Regions from separate parts of the Homo sapiens genome. Here region 1 is linked to region 2. Evidence: read pairs that join two places in POLR2A ChIA-PET (ENCODE). Cell type or tissue: OCI-LY7. All regions are shown on one strand.

Evidence for each region. Peaks named below come from ENCODE experiments on the same cell type or tissue, not always from the same donor. Only the 100,000 strongest peaks of a DNase experiment are listed, where the experiment ranks them.
Region 1: POLR2A ChIA-PET joins it to region 2 with 7 read pairs; 2 of 35 experiments call an interaction of 5 or more read pairs at or near these places.

Annotation. Positions count from the first base shown.
Region 1 is chr2:60,838,108-60,846,107 of GRCh38, reverse strand. No RefSeq gene overlaps it. Among named protein-coding and RNA genes, the nearest start is that of REL-DT, 39 kb to the left of the region's middle. RefSeq lists enhancers at 1,642-1,861, 4,620-5,039. In OCI-LY7, CTCF peaks have their summits at 2,839, 3,050 (motif pointing right) and 6,611; DNase peaks (open chromatin) are centred at 2,927, 4,577, 4,997, 6,517 and 3 weaker places; H3K4me3 peaks cover 5,356 bases; H3K27ac peaks cover 7,391 bases.
Region 2 is chr2:61,444,046-61,452,045 of GRCh38, reverse strand. The region is part of intron 1 of USP34 (ubiquitin specific peptidase 34); the gene reads left to right. Among named protein-coding and RNA genes, the nearest start is that of USP34, 23 kb to the left of the region's middle. RefSeq lists a silencer at 1,670-1,769. In OCI-LY7, no CTCF peak of the experiment used is centred here; DNase peaks (open chromatin) are centred at 4,895 and 7,275; H3K4me3 peaks cover 2,734 bases; H3K27ac peaks cover 6,537 bases.

The sequences.
Region 1 (8,000 bases), 610 kb after region 2:
GCATGAACCCTGAAACAGTCTAGTGTTTATGATTACGAAGAAGAGGAAAACAAGCAAAAAAGACAGGAGGGCCAGCCAGTGAGACAGGAGGAAAATAAGGAGAGTGTGTTGTGTGTCCTGGAAGCCAAGCAAAGATGAATCAAAAAGGGAGCAATTGACCATGCCCAGTGCTGCTGATGGAGCAAGTAAGATGAGGACTGGGGAATCCACTATTGCATTTAGGAAAGTCAAAGTCATTGGTGACCTTGAGAAGAGCTGTGCCAATGGAGTGGAGAGGGTGAAAGTCTCATAGAAAAGGTTAAAAAATGAAGAAACATTGGGAGGCCTAGGCAGGCAGATCACCTGAGGTCGGGGGTTCAAGACCTGCCTGACCAACATGTAGAAACCCCGTCCCTACTCAAAATACAAAATTAGCCAGGTGTGGTGGCACATGCCTGTAATACCAGCCCCTCAGGAAGCTGAGGCAGGAGAATCGCTTGAACCCGGGAGGCGGAGGTTGCGGTGAGCCAAGATGGCACCATTGCACTCCAGCCTGGCCGACAGAGCGAACCTCTGTCTCCGTAAACAAACAAACAAAGCAAACAAACAAAGCAAACAAACAAACAAAGCAAAGCAAACAAACAAAGAATTTGAGTCAGTGACCACAGACAACTCTTTGAAGGACATTAGTTGTAAGTGGAAGAGAGAAATGGAAGTAGAGGAGGAAGAAGAGTTGGGAGAGTTTTTTTAAAGATAGGAGAAGCTGGGTGTGGTGGCTCACTCCTATAATCCCAGCACTTTAGGAGGCTGAGGTGGGCAGATCCCTTGAGCCCAGGAGTCTGAGACCAGCTTGGGAAACATGATGAAACCCCATCTCTACAAAAAATACAAAAATTAGCCAGGTGTGGTGGTGCATGTCTGTGGTCCCACCTATTCAGGAGGCTGAGGTGGGAGGATCGCCTGAGCCTGGGAGGTCGAGGTGGCAGTGAGCCATGATTGCATCGCTGCATTCCAGCCTGGGTGACAGAGCAAGACCCTGTCTCAAAAAAAAAAAAAAATAGGAGAAATAATTGCCTTTTAAATTTATGGAAAAGATCCAATAGAGAGGAAAAAACAGGATTCAGTAGAGAGGGAAAAATTGAAGATGTAGAGGACTCATGGGCTGTTTCTGGTAGTATTAAGAATATCAGGCTGGGCGCAGTGGTGCACATCTGTAACACCAGCACCTTGAGAAGCTGGGGTGGGAGGATGGCCTTAGCCCAGGACTTCAGACCAGCCCGGGCAACACAGTGAGACCCCATCTCTACATAAATAAGTAAATAAAATTTAAAAATTAGCTGGGCTTGGTGGTACATGTCTGTAATCCCAGCAACTCAGGAGGCTGAAGCAGTAGGATTGCTTGAGCCCAGGAGTTTGAGGTTACAGTAAGCTATGATAGCACCACTGCACTCCAGCCTGGGTAACAGAGCAAGACACTGTCTAAAAATAAAAATTAAAAAATCTACATTGTATTAAATGCTTACTATATGTTTGTTTTTATAGATAATATTCTCTTCTTAGAACCTAAAGTATGTATATTATTATTCCTATTTTACTAATGAGGAAATCGAGACTCGAAGAAATTGAACCCTTTGTCTAAGGTCACCCGGTGAGGACAGGGAAGAGCTGGGGGTCAGAGCCTAGCTGGTCTGAGGGACACTCAGGCCAAATTGCTCCTGAAGGCACCCTTCACTTTTCTGGTTGTGTAGAGTCCCAGGCACAGAAGGGACACATTTCCTGTTCTTCATTCCTGTCTGAAGGGAGGGTCTCTGTGTTTCTCACAACCAAGGCCTGAGACTTTGGTGGCAGGGAAAGTCTGAGTCATTTATTCTGCTTTCTTTTTTTTCTTAAACTCTGGTACAGAAACTCTCAAACAACTGAGAAGGTGCCTCGACATCTGATTTGCCCCAAACCTCTATACACTGGACATCTTCTGAATAAGGCTGTGTTGTATGTTGGGACAAGCAAAGGGATGGAAATCAAGAATTCTGGGTTTTAGTCCTGACTGTCACTACATGGCTGTGTTACTTCTGGTAAGTCAATTAACTTTGCGTTGTGTCCTCATTAGCAAAAAGGGAACACAAATGTCTGTACTGTTTTCTTCCTGGATAGTTGTGAAGACATCATAGTCTATGCCCTGTATCCCTAGCACTCCAGCACACGTGAGACCATATGCCATTTGCAAAGCATGTGATATATGATGGCATTGGTGGTTCTTCTCCTCATGCACAGCAGAATCACCCAGGGAGCTTTTACGTATACTGTTTTCTTGCTAGAATGTGGAGCAACTAGAATTCACAAACATTGCGGAGCAACTAGAATTCACAAACATTGCTAATGGGAGTATAAATTGGTAGAATCACTTTGAAAAGCAGTTTGGCAGCATCTACTAAAATTGAACCAAATCCTACCCTGCAATCCAGCAATTCTGCTCCTCAGTTTATACCCAGATAAAAGTGTGCGCACATGCACTGGAAGGCACATACAAGGATGTTTGCAGCAGCATTATTTGTAATTGCTCAAACTAGAAACAACTCAAATGCCCAGCAGAACAGACAAATTGTGATATACCCAGTTATGCAAATATAAAAAAATGTATGCTTTGTGATAATTCACTGAGTTGCACACATGACTTGTGCACTTTTTTGGCTATTTATATATTACTTCAACTAGAAAACAAAACTGGCTGGGCACGATGGCTCATGCCTGTAATCCCAGCACTTTAGGAGGCTGAGGCACAAGGATTGCTTGAGCCTAGGAGTTTAAGGCTGCAGTAAGCCATGACTGAACCACTGCACCCCAACCCTGGGCAATGGAGCAAGACCCTGTCTCAAAAACAAAACACACACAGAAAAAAAACAAAAAGCAAAACTGCTGCTTAGTTTCCCACCCCAGACCAATTAAATTAGAAGCCTGCGGGTGGGGCCCGGGACAGGTGTTTTCAGGAGTGCAGCCAGGGGTGAGAACACTGCCCTCTCCTTTGTTGGTGCCATTCCGTCCCAGGGGGAAGATCGAGGACTGTGTCTGGGTGCTGCTGAAAGTGCCTCTAGGTGGTGGGGGGACAGGGCTGTCTTCGGGAGGGAAGGAAGGCAACAGGAATGGCCCACACCTCCACACCTCTGAAAGTGAGGACAGGCTTCTCCCCTGAGGTAGTGAATGAAGACTACCACCAGCCTTCAGGGGCTGCTCCTGACCGTCCTCCCTTAAGCAATTCCTGAATTTAATTTCAGGCTTACTATTCAGAACAGTTGCAGCTTTTCGGTATTTTTATTTGCCTGGTCCTTTGTGGAGGTTTTGTCTCTTCATTTGTATTTTTGTGTTTTACTGTAGTGGCCTAGTTTAAATTCTTTTCTGTCTTCCTTTTAATACTATAATCTCTTAGCCTACAAATTAAACAACCACATCCAATTGTGCCATCATCTGCCAGGTGGTGTGGGCTGGTTTTCTAACTCTTGTCCTACATGTGAGGGACAAATTCTGAATGCATGCCACTCTTAGTCTTCGCTATTCGCGACTATTCTCAATTAAGAAAAGGCTTATAAACGTGGAGACCCTTTAGTATCTCCTGACTTTATTCTGATTTCTTTTTTCTATGGATCTCCTCTGTGGAGATATTCTGGTTTCATAAATGAAAAACATTTATGGGTCAAGCTATGTAGCTTGATAAAAGATCCTACTACAATTTTAACAAATCAGGGGTTTTACCAAAATAATACCACTAGACCTCAACTTAAATAGCATTTTAACAAGACTGTGGCCTCTTTAACATTTGTTAAAATAGCTAGATATAGATTTTTAAAGTTATTTTTATTACATAATATTGAAGATATTATCAAAAGAAATAAACTTTGTTATAATTCTAAACTCATAGCAAAAATTATATAGATTTTGTGTATTATATAGATTATATAAGGACCTTGAAATAATGCACAAATGTCTTTCTAGATGCAAACACATTCTTCATATGACCATTATAATTTCTGAAAGAAAATCTGTATACATACATATGTATTATGTGGGAAAAAAAAGCCATCTACTGTGGCTATCATCGGATTATGAATGATTTCACATGTTTTCACTTTTTTTTTTTTTTTTTTTTTTTTTTGAGGTGGAATCTCACTCTCGTCCAGGCTGGAGTACAGTGGTGCCATCTCGGCTCACTGCAACCTCTGCGTCCTGGGTTCAATCAATTCTCCTGCCTCAGCCTCCTGAGTAGCTGGGATTACAGGCACATGCCACCATGTCCGTCTACTTTTTGTATTTTTAGTAGAGGTGGAGTTGCACCATGTTGGCCAGGCTGGTCTCAAGCTCCTGACCTCAGGTGATCCACCTCCCAAAGTGCTGGGATTACAGGCATGAGCCACCGCGCCCGGCCTGTTTTCACTTTTGTTTGTATTTTTTTGCTTCAGTAAAAAAGAGTTGAGAATAAGTAGAAAATAAGAAATATAGGCATCCTTCTGTATGTTGCAATGAAGGTCTTAATAGCAAAGAAACTGGCTTCTGGGACCAGCAGTATCAGCATCACCTGGGAACTTGTTAGAAATGCAAATTCTTGAGCCCACCCCAGACCTGCTAAATTAGAAACTCTGGGGGTAGGTCCAGCAATCTGCTTTAAGGAAACCTCAAGGTGACTCTGATGCATACTAAATTTGAAGACCACTGTTCTAAAGGATAGCACAAAACCAATTTGGCAAATGCTTAAGAGAGATCCAGTCTGGGAATAGATGTTTTGTTTTGTTCAATTTGGTCTCTGCCCCTTCCCTTCCTCAGCCAACCCGATTCATCTTGCTGCAATCAAACCTGTACCAGTGTTTCTCAACCCTGGCTGGGGAGCTCTTAAAAATGCCTGTGCCCAGGTGTCTCTCCAGGCCAATCTAATCACACCCTCTGTGGATGGGTCCCGGGCATCCAGGTGCTCCTGCTGTGCGCCAGGCTTGACAAATTCTGTTCTATATTCAGGTACTTTTGCGGTTGAAACAGATGATTGTTAACACCTGCCCTCAACTTCTTTCATTTATTTCCTGCAGACTCTGTGAAGCAGAACTCGGGCCTCTAGCGTCTGCTAGTCTAGATCTAAAGGTGTTTCCTGAGGGACAGTTTGGCCTGGCATGCAGGTACCTCTGCAGACCACAACAGTGCACCGAAAACACCCCCTCCCAGCACGCACACAAGTCTGGCTCCTCAGCCAAACATCAAACACCAACACTGCTGCCCATGCCAGATGCCAAGTGAGATAATGTGTGTTATACCCTTAGTGTGTTACAAAGAGAAAAGATTAATAAATGTTAGCTATCCTTATCTTCATTATCTAAATAAGGCATGTGGATCTCTTTTCATTTAAACTCACAAAATACCTGCTTAGAAGGCCTATCATGGTTGTTTCATCTTGAATTTTGTAACCATCAACTTTCATGTGAAGCCAGTGAGGGACCACTCACAGTCATGAGGGATGTTCTAAGCCAGCAGTTCTTAAAATGTGTATCACACGGGATCTTGTTAGAAATGTAAACTCTGGGCCCGGCACGGTGGCTCACGCCTGTAATCCCAGCACTTTGGGAGGCCGAGGCAGGCGGATCACGAGGTCAGGAGATTGAGACCATCCTGGCTAACACAGTGAAACCCCGTCTCTACTAAAAATACAAAAAATCAGCTGGGCGTGGTGGGCACCTGTAGTCCCAGCTACTCGGGAGGCTGAGGCAGGAGAATGGCGTGAACCCGGAAGGCGGAGCTTGCAGTGAGCCGAGATCACGCCACTGCACTCCAGCCTGGGTGACAGAGCAAGACTCCGTCTCAAAAAAAAGAAAAGAAAAGAAATGCAAACTCCGCTAGGCCTGGCGGCTTGTGCCTGTAATCCCAGTGCTTTAGGAGGCTAAGGTGGGAGAATTCTTCAGCTCAGGAGTTCAAGACCAGCCTGGGGAACATAGTGAGACCGCCCCCCACTGCCCCCACTCCACCACTTCCCTGCTCATAAATGAATGAGTAAAAAGAAATGCAAATTCTTTATTTTATTTATTGTTTTTGAGACAGGGTCTCACTCTGTTGCCCAGGCTGGAGTGCAGTAGCTCCATCTCGGCTCACTGCAGCCTCCATCTCCTGGGTTCAAGTGATTCTCCTGCCTCAGCCTCCCGAGTAGCTGGGATTACAGGCACCTGCCACCATGCCCAGCTGATTTTTGTATTTTTAGTAGAGGTGGGGTTTCACCATGTTGGCCAGGCTGATCTGGAACTCGTGGCCTCAAGCCATCCACCCGCCTCAGCCTCCCAAAGTGCTGGGACTACAGGTATGAGCCACCATGCCCAGCCAAGAAATGCAAATTCTTGAGGCCTACCTCAGTACTACTATATCAAAAACCCTGGAGGTGGTGCCCAGCCACCCATTTTCACAAGGCCCCCTGTGTTTCTGATGCATGCTCAGGTTTAAGAACTGCTGCTCTAAGCCTTCAGCCTCTCGAGCTTGTTGGAAATGCATGACCTCAGGCCCCACCCCAGATGACTGATTTAGAATCCCCAGGTCATTCAGATGCACATTAGAGCTTGAAAAGCACTGCTCTCGACTGTCCCCCACGGTCAGATTAGAATTAGAGCACCAGAAAGGGGTACTCTTAGATCAAAGCTTCTCGGCACCCCACAGAAATGCTGTCACAAGACAACAATTTAGGTGTAAGAAATCAACACATGAAAGACATTTCTGTATCTGTGAAAAAGAATTTTACTGCCATTCACCATCCCTGGATAAAGATTCTGTCAGCTTTCTTAGAGTTTAGAGCAAGCACGTGTGTCCTTTTTTAGAAAAGAAGGTGAAGTTATGAAACTCATGATACCTAAATTGCCAGGACACTTTCATTTTAGCTCAATTCTTTTTTTATTTTTTGAGATGGAGTCTCGCTCTATTGCCCAGGTTGGAGTGTAGTGGCGTGGTCTCGGCTCACTGCAACCTCCGCCTCCTGGGTTCAAGTGATTCTCCTGCCTCAGCTTCCCGAGTAGCTGGGATTACAGGTGCCCGCCACCATGCCTGGCTAATTTTTGTATTTTTAGTAGAGACAGGGTTTCACCATGTTGGCCAGGCTGGTTTTGAACTTCTGACCTCAAGTGATCTGCCTGCCTCGGCCTCCCAAAGTGCTAGGATTACAGACATGAGCTACGGCGCCCAGCATTTTAGCTCAATTCTAAGAAATATTCTTAGTCTAGGTTTTCTCATATAGCTCTCTCTTCTCTTGCTTAAAGTGATCTTTGCTTTCCATTCTTGTTTTAACAATCTATTATGGCTGCATTTTTTAAATAAGTAGCTTCAAATATTGTGTGAGAACATAAGGAGAAATATCTTTTCCTCACCCATCGCTAGGTTTACAGTGGAGAAAGCTCTATAACAAAAGACAGATTAACAAGAGAAAAACATGCAAATTTATTTGGTATGTTTTATGTGACACAGGGGCCTTTTAAGCAAATGAATACCCAAAGAAACAGACTTGTGTATTATTGCTGGCTTTGATGAAGAGTGGACGGTCATGGAGAAATATAACAGGACAAAGGGGATATGATCTAATGATAATAAACTGCAGGGAGCTTAGCAACATACGTTTGTTCAAATTCTTCTTTGTGTTCCTATGTCTTCAGAGATAAGAATGTTCCTTTCTTCTGACCGGGCACGGCACGGTGGCTCACTCTTGTAATCCCAGAACTTTGGGAGGCTGAGGTGGGCAAATCGCTTGAGCCCTGGAGTTCGAGACCAGCCTAGACAACATGGTGAAACCCTGTCTCTACTAAAAATACAAAAATTAGCCAGGCTTGGTGGCACATGCCTGTAATCCCAGCTACTTGAGAGGCTGAGGCAGGAAAATCACTTGAACCCAGGAGGCAGAGGTTGCAGTGAGCTGAGATCGCGCCACTGCACTCCAGCCTGGGTGACAGAGTGAGACTCTGTCTCAAAAAAAAAAAAAAAAAAAAGAAAAGAAAAAAGACTGTTCCTTTCTTCTGGATATAGGG
Region 2 (8,000 bases):
CCCGCCACCACGCCCGGCTAATTTTTTGTATTTTTAGTAGAGACGGGTTTCACCGTGTTAGCCAGGATGGTCTCGATCTCCTGACCTCGTGATCCGCCCGCCTCAGCCTCCCAAAGTGCTGGGATTCCAGGCGTGAGCCACTGCGCCCGGCTTTCAATTAAGTCTTTTTCTAGCTTTTATGGATTTGTTAAATTTAATTTTTTATTCATCTGGAATTTATTTTGGTATCAAGTATGAAGTAGGATCTAACATTAATTTTTCTGAACAATGACTTAGTGATTTTAGCAAATTTGAATTTCTCTCTTTTCCATTGATTTGAAATGCCAGGTCTGTCTGGTTTTTTGTTTTTTTGTTTTTTTTTTTGAGGCGGGGTTTCGCTCTTGTTGCCCAGGTTGGAGTGCAATGGCATGATCTTGGCTCACCACAACCTCCGTCTCCCAGGTTGAAACGATTCTCCTGCCTCAACCTTCCGAGTAGCTGGGATTGCAGGCATGTGCCACCATGCCCGGTTAAGTTTGCATTTTTAGTAGAGACGGGGTTTCTCTCTTGGTCAGGCTGGTCGTGAGCTGCCAACCTCAGATGATCCGCCCACCTTGGCCTCCCGAAGTGCTGGGATTACAGGCGTGAGCCACCGCACCCAGCACCATGTCTGTCTTGTACAGAATTTATGAGTATATTCTTGGAGGCCTATTTTTAAGCTGTTTATTATTTCATCATCTAGTTTTAATTTAGTCACTTTATAATTTATCTTTGTGCCTGGTGCCGTTAAACCAAATAGGTTGTGAAAAGTTATTCATTTCTTTTTTTTTTTTTTTTTTTTTTTTTGAGATGAAGCCTCACACTGTCACCTGGGCTGGAGTGCAGTGGCATGATCTCGGCTCACTGCAACTTCCACCTCTCGGGTTCAAGTGATTCTCCTGTCTCAGCGTCCCGAGTAGCTGGAATTATAGGCGCCTACCACCATGCCCAGCCAATTTTTTTTACATTTTTAGTAGAGATGGGGTTTCACCATGTTGACCAGGCTGGTCTTGAACTCTTGACCTCGTGATCCGCCTGCCTTGGCCTCCCAAAGTGCTGGGATTACAGGTGTGAGCCACCGTGCCTGGCCAAGTTACTCATTTGTTAAGATGAAACTTTAGAATCCTTTTTTTTTTTTTTTGCATCTCCTCCGTTTCTATTGGAATTTTTATTGAAATTGGATTATGTTTATAAGTGGGGTAAGAGTTGACATCTTACGGTGTCTTTCCCGAAAGGAAATAATGTATCTTCCCATTTTTACATAATTTTTGTTTCTTTTTGACGTTTTATATTTTTCCCCTTTATGTAGGTTCTGCGTATTTCTTTTTACATGTACTCCTGGATATTTTTGTTTGTTGTTCCCAATTAAAATGGTATATTTGCACATCTTTATCATTTATTTTACTTTATTATTTATTTGGTATTTTTAGTAGAGACAGGATTTCACCATGTTGGCCGGGCTGGTCTCAAACTCCTGCCCTCAAGTGATCTCCCTACCTCAGCCTCCCATACTTTATAATTTTTTTAACAGCTATAGTGAACTATTGGGTTGGTGCGAAAATAATTGGGGTTTTGCCACTTGTAAACCACAATTACTTTTGTACCAATCTAATAAATTCACATACCTTACTGGCACCCGACTGATTCAGAGTTGTGCAACCATCACCACAAACAAGTCTAGAACACTTTATCACCTCAATAGGATTCCCCTACCTTTTAGCAATCAGTCACCCTAAGCTACTTCCCATTTCAGTAGCACGAAGCAACAACCAATATGCATTCTTAATATATTTGCCTATTCTGAACCTTTCGTGTATATGGAATACTAATATTTGTTTTTTTTGTGACTGCCTACTTTCACTTAGCATAATGCTTTCCAGTTTTGTCCATGTTGTAGCATATGCCAGTACTTCAGTCCTTTTTTTTTGTTTAAGACTTTTTGTATTTTTATTTTTATTTTTTGAGACAGAGTCTTGGTTTGTTGCCCAGGCTGGAGTGCAGTGGCATGAACTTTGTTCACTGCAGGCTCTGCCTCCTGGGTTCAAGTGATTCTCCAGCCTCAGCCTCCCGAGTAGCTGGGACTACAGGCGTGCGCCACCATGCCCAGCTTATTTTTGTATTTTTAGTAGAGACGGGGTTTCACCATATTGGCCAGGCTGGTCTCGCACTCCTGACTTCGTGATCCACCCACCTCAGCCTCCCAAAGTGCTGGGATTACAGGCGTGAGCCACCGCGCCGGCTGATACAACTTCATTCTTTTGCATGAGGCTGTTCAGTTGTCCAAGCTTCATTTTTAGAAAAATCTATTCTTTCTGTTGCATGGTCTTGGCATCCTTGTTTGAAAGTCATTTGCCTGTACATATATAGGGTTTTTTTCTGTACTCTGTATTCTGTTTCATTGATCTGTATGTCTATCCTTACGCCAGTACTACACTGTCTTGATTGCTGTGGCTTTGTAATAAGATTGGAAGTCAGAAAGTGTAAATCTTTGTTTTTTTTTTGTTTTTGTTTTTTTTTTCAAAATTATGTTGGCTCTTCAGGGTCCCTTGAGTTTCCTTCTGAGTTTTAGGATCAACTTGAAAACTTCTACAAAGATGCCAGCTGGAATTCTGGTAGAGATTGTAGTGAATCTGTGTATCAAGTTGAGGATTATTACTATCTTAACAATATTAAGTCTCCTGATCCATGAACATGGGATATCTTTCTATTTATTTAGGTTGTCTATAATGCTTTAAACAATATTTTGTAGTTTCCTACTTTTTTTTTTTTTTTTAAGAGGGAGTCTCACTGTCATCCAGGCTGCAGTACAGTGGCATGACTTCTGCCTTCCAGGTTCGAGCGCTCCTCTTGTCCCTCCTGTCCCTCCCGTCCCTCCATTCCCTCCTTCCTGTTGCCCAGGCTGGAGTGCAGTGGCACGATCTTGGCTCACCGCAACATCCACCTCCCAGGTTCAAGCAGTTCTCCTGCCTCAGCCTCCAGAGTAGCTGGGATGATTACAGGCATGCGCCACCACACCTTGCTAATTTTTATATTTTTAGTAGAGACAGGTTTTTCCATGTTGGCCAGGCTGGTCTCGAACTCCCAACCTCAGGTGATCCACCTGCCTTGGCCTCCCAGAGTGCTGAGATTACAGGCATGAGCCACTGTATCCGGCCTCTGGCCTGCACTTTTTGTTATTCAATACATTTTGGGCAAAGAATAAGAATCTTATTCTTTCTGATGCTATTGTAAAATTGTTTTTCTAGATTTTACATCTGAATTGTTCATTGCTAATATATAGAAATATGGTTGATTTGGTACCTTGATCTTGTATCCTGCAACCTTGAACTCATTTGTAAATTGTTTAGTGGATCCCTTAGGACTTTTTTATGTATGTCATCTATGGATGGAAACAGTTTCTTTATTCTTTCCATTTGGGATGACTTTTACTTCATATACTCATTATTAAAAATATATCTTCATTTGGCTTGATCAGTGGTTATCAAAGTATGATCTGTCAACCATGGAGGTCCCAGAGAGCCTGTCAAAGAGTTGTCAAGATAAGATATTCTTTGCATTTTTTTTCCCCGTCCTTGAGACAGGGCCTCACTCACTCTGTTTCCTGGGCCAGAGTGTGGTGCTATTATCAGCTTACTACAGACTTGAACCCCTCAGCTAAGGTGATCCTCCTGGGACTGCAGGCATGTGCCACCACACCAGGCTAAATTTTTTTATTTTTGTAGAGACAGATCTCACTGTGTTGCCCAGTCTGGTCTTGAACTCCTGGCCTGAAGCAGTCCTCCTGCCTTGGCCGCCCAAAGTACTGGGATTATAGACATGGGCATTCATGCCTGGCCAGTTTGTGTTTTTCATTGTGTTGACATTTTCATTGATAGTGCAAAAGTGTCATGGATAAAACTACTGGCCACTTTGTATGAAGAAAGACAGTGGCATTAAGTAGATGTTGTATTCCTTACTCCCAAACATTTGTTATTTAAAATAAATTTTGACTTGATGTTCAATTTTATTAAATTTCACAGATCCTTGGCTCTTGCCTGTAATCCCAGTATTTTGGGAGGCCAAGGCAGGTGGATCACCTGAGGTCAGGAGTTCAAGAACAGCCTGGCCAACATGGTGAAACCTTGTCTCTACTAAAAATACAAAAATTAGTTTGGTGTGGTGGCGCGCACCTGCAATCCCAACTACTTGGGAGGCTGAGGCAGGAGAATGGCTTGATCCCAGTAGGCGGAGGTTGCAGCAAGCCGAGATTGCACCACTGCACTCCAGCCTAGGCGACAGAGTGAGACTGTCTCAAATAAATAAATAAATAAAAGAAAAAACCCAAAACTAAAAAAACCAATTTCACAGATCTTGTATTCATGTCTTTTTATATTCTGTGATGAAATGAGTTCATATAAAGCATTTCTTCTCTCCTTAGTGCAGTAAGATGGTTAATTTGAGAAAATGGACAAGTGGTTTGAGTTGTGAGCTGAGCTAGCTGCTTTTTTCATAAAACATCTGTTTGAAAGTGTGATGGACTCATGCAAAGTTATCCAGATTTTTTATATTTAACAAGCATTTTCTTGAAAAACCAAGCATGTCACTTCAAGGAAGACTGATAATGTTAATTGCCAGTGATAAAATTTGAGCTTTGATAGAAAAATTAAAATTTTAGAAAACTTGAACCTGACACCATGAACTTGAAAGGTGCCCAATACTTAACAGATTTTTCTGATGAGATCAGTGGAATTATATATGTTTTCTGGTTTTTTTTTTTTTTTTTTTTTTTTTTTTGGAAGACAGTTTCACTCTGTTGCCCAGGCTGGAGTGCAGTGGTGCGTTCTCTGCTCACTGCAACCTCTGCCTTCTGGGTTCAAATGATTCGGGTGCCTCAGCCTCCCGAGTAGCTGAGACTGCAGGTGCATGCCACGATGCCAGGCTAATTTTTTTATTTTTAGTAGAGACAGTGTTTCACCATGTTAGCTACGCTGGTCTTGAACTCCTGACCTCAGGTGATCTGCTTGCCTTGGCCTCCCAAAATGCTGGGATTACAGGCATGAGCCACCACGCCCGGCCTAATGTTATTTTCTGATGCTGTGTAATGAAATGTGTCAACATTGGAAAGATGATGTACATAACTTAGTGGACCAATATTTTCCAGATCACCAGTATATTATGTTATAAAATTATGCATGGGCAAAGTATCTACTCAGAGGGTAAAGTAGATCAGTGGAATTTTTTTTTTTTTTTTTTGATGTGGAGTCTTGCTCTGTTGCCCAGGCTGCAGTGTAGTGGCACGATCTCGGCTCATTGCAACCTCTGCCTCTCAGGTTCTAGGGATTCTCTCACCTCAGCCTCCTGAGTAGCTGAGATTACAGGCACATACCACTACACCTGGCTAATTTTTGTATTTTTAGTAGAGATGGGGCTTCACCATGTTGGCCAGGCTGGTCTCGAGCTCCTGACTTTAAGTGATCTGCCCGCCTTGGCTTCTCAAAGGGCTAGAATTACAGGCGTGAGCTACCACGCCCAGCCTACATCACTGGATTTTAATGTAACAGACAGTACTTACATGATTTCAGTTTTCATATTACAACTCATTTTAAGAAATTACCATTGAGTTTTGGTGTAATATTGAAGAAGAAAATATTTAAGACAAAGCTGTTAAAATATTCCTACTTTCAACTTTAGATCATTTCAGGATGGATCTTCATATACTTCAATCAGGACAGTATATGATGGAGTACAGAAGCACTTAGAAGGATACAGCCATCTTCTATTAAGCTAGACCCTAGATTTTCAAAAATATATAACAGTTCCACTTGTCTCACTGGTGTTTTTTGGTGGAAAATATGGAATGAAGTATTTATAAATGAATGAATAAATATGTAGACATTTCTAAGTTTTAGTTTAGTTTTTTTTTTTTTTTTTTTTTGAGACAGAGTCTGACTCTGTCACCCAGACTGGAGTGCAGTGGTGCAATCCTGGCTCACTGTAATCTCTGCCTTCCTGGGTTCAGGTGATTCTCCTGCCTCAGCCTCCTGAGTGGCTGGGATTACAGGTGCCCACCAAGTTACAGACTAATTACTTTTTTTTTTTTTGAAACAGAGTCTCACTGTGTTGCCCAGGCTGGAGTGCAGTGGCACGATCGCAGCTCACTGCAACCTCTGCCTTTCAGGTTCAAGCGATACTTCTGCCTCAGGCTCCCGAGTAGCTGGTATTACACGTGCATAGCACCACGCCTGGCAAATTTTTTGTATTTTTAAAAATAGAGACTGGGTGTCAGGCTGGTCTTGAACTCCTGACCTCGTGATCCGCTTGCCTTGGCCTCCCAAAGTGCTGGGATTACAGGCAGAGCCACTGTGCCTGGCCTGTAAGACATTATTATTATTTTATACAGTTTATGTTAATTTAGATTTACCCACATTTACTCTTTCTGTTGCTCTTCTTTTTTGTGTCTCTTGGCTTTCATCCGGGATCATTTTTCTCTTAGCAATTTTTTTTTTTTTTTTTTGAGACGGAGTCTCGATCTGTTGCCCAGGCTGGAGTGCAGTGGCGCAATCTCGGCTCACTGCAAACTCTGCCTCCCGGGTTCATGCCATTCTCCTGCCTCAGCCTCCTGAGTAGCTGGGACTACAGGTGCTTGCCACCACGCCCCGCTAACTTTTTGTATTTTTCGTAGAGATGGGGTTTCACTGTGTTAGCCAGGATGGTCTTGATCTCCTGACCTTGTGATCCGCCCGCCTCGGCCTCCCAAAGTGCTGGGATTACAGGTGTGAGCCACCGGGCCCGGCCAGCATTTTTTTTTTTTTTTTTTTTTTTTTTTAGTGTGGTTCTGCTGTTGACAGTTTTTTCTCTTAGCATTTTTTTGTGTGTGTGTGTTTAGTGTGGTTCTGCTGTTGACAAATTTTTTTTTCAGTGTTTGCTTGTTTTCTAAAGTTCATTTTTAGGCTAACACTGAAGTAGGATAATGAATTACAAGTTGGCAGTTACTATTGCTTCTTCAAACCAATCATTCCATTGTCCCCTGGCTTCCATTGTTTATACAGAGAAATCACCTATCGGTTTTACTGTTACTTCTTTGAAGATAAGTTTTTTCCTCACTTGCTCAGTTTTTTTTTTTTTTTGGTGTTAAGGAACAGAGTTTAATAGGCAAGAAAGAAACGATAAGGCAGAAGGAAGAGGCTCCCCTGTACAGAGACGGAGGGGGTGCTCCAAAGCCAAAAAAGGAGGTCTCCACGTGCGGTGGACACCTGCCAGGTATATATGCAGAGGCTGGAGGAGGCAATGTCTGATTTGCATAGGGCTCAGGGGATTTGTTTGACTAGGCATGTCATTCAGGTAGCCCGTGAAAAAGCTGGCCCTCCCACCCTAGCCCTTTAATGTGCATCATTTGCTCAGTTTTAAGATTTTCTTTGTTTTTGTCTTCAGTAGTTAACTATGACAAGTCCGCATCTGATTTTGTATTTATTGGGATTCATAGTGCTTCTTGAATGTGAGTTTTTTAAAAATTTATTTTAGAAGTACTTAGCCATTATTTTTTCAAATGTAGTCACTGCCTCAGTCTGTCTTTCATCACCTTTTGATCTTCCTTCTCTCTTTTGCTTTCTTCTATATTTTTATCCTTTTGGCTTTTGTGTCTTCATACTGCAGTCTGGATATTTTCTTTGACCCATCTTCCTTTTTCGATTTCTCAGTCTTGTTTAATCTGTATTAAAGCCATCTATCAATTTTAATTTCTGTTATTGTATATTTTAATTCTTAGGCTTTTGAGTTTTTTCTTTTTAATAGATTTTATTTTTGGGACAGGGTTTTGCTCTGTCACCCAGGCTGGAGTGCAGTGGCAGAATCTTGTCACCTTGACCTTCTGGGCCCAAGTGATCCTCCCACCTCAGCCTCCTGAGTAGCTGGGACTACAGGCATGCATGCCCCACCATACCTACAATTTTATTTATTTATATTTTTAGCAATGAAGTCTCCGTATGTTGCCCATGCTGAAGCAG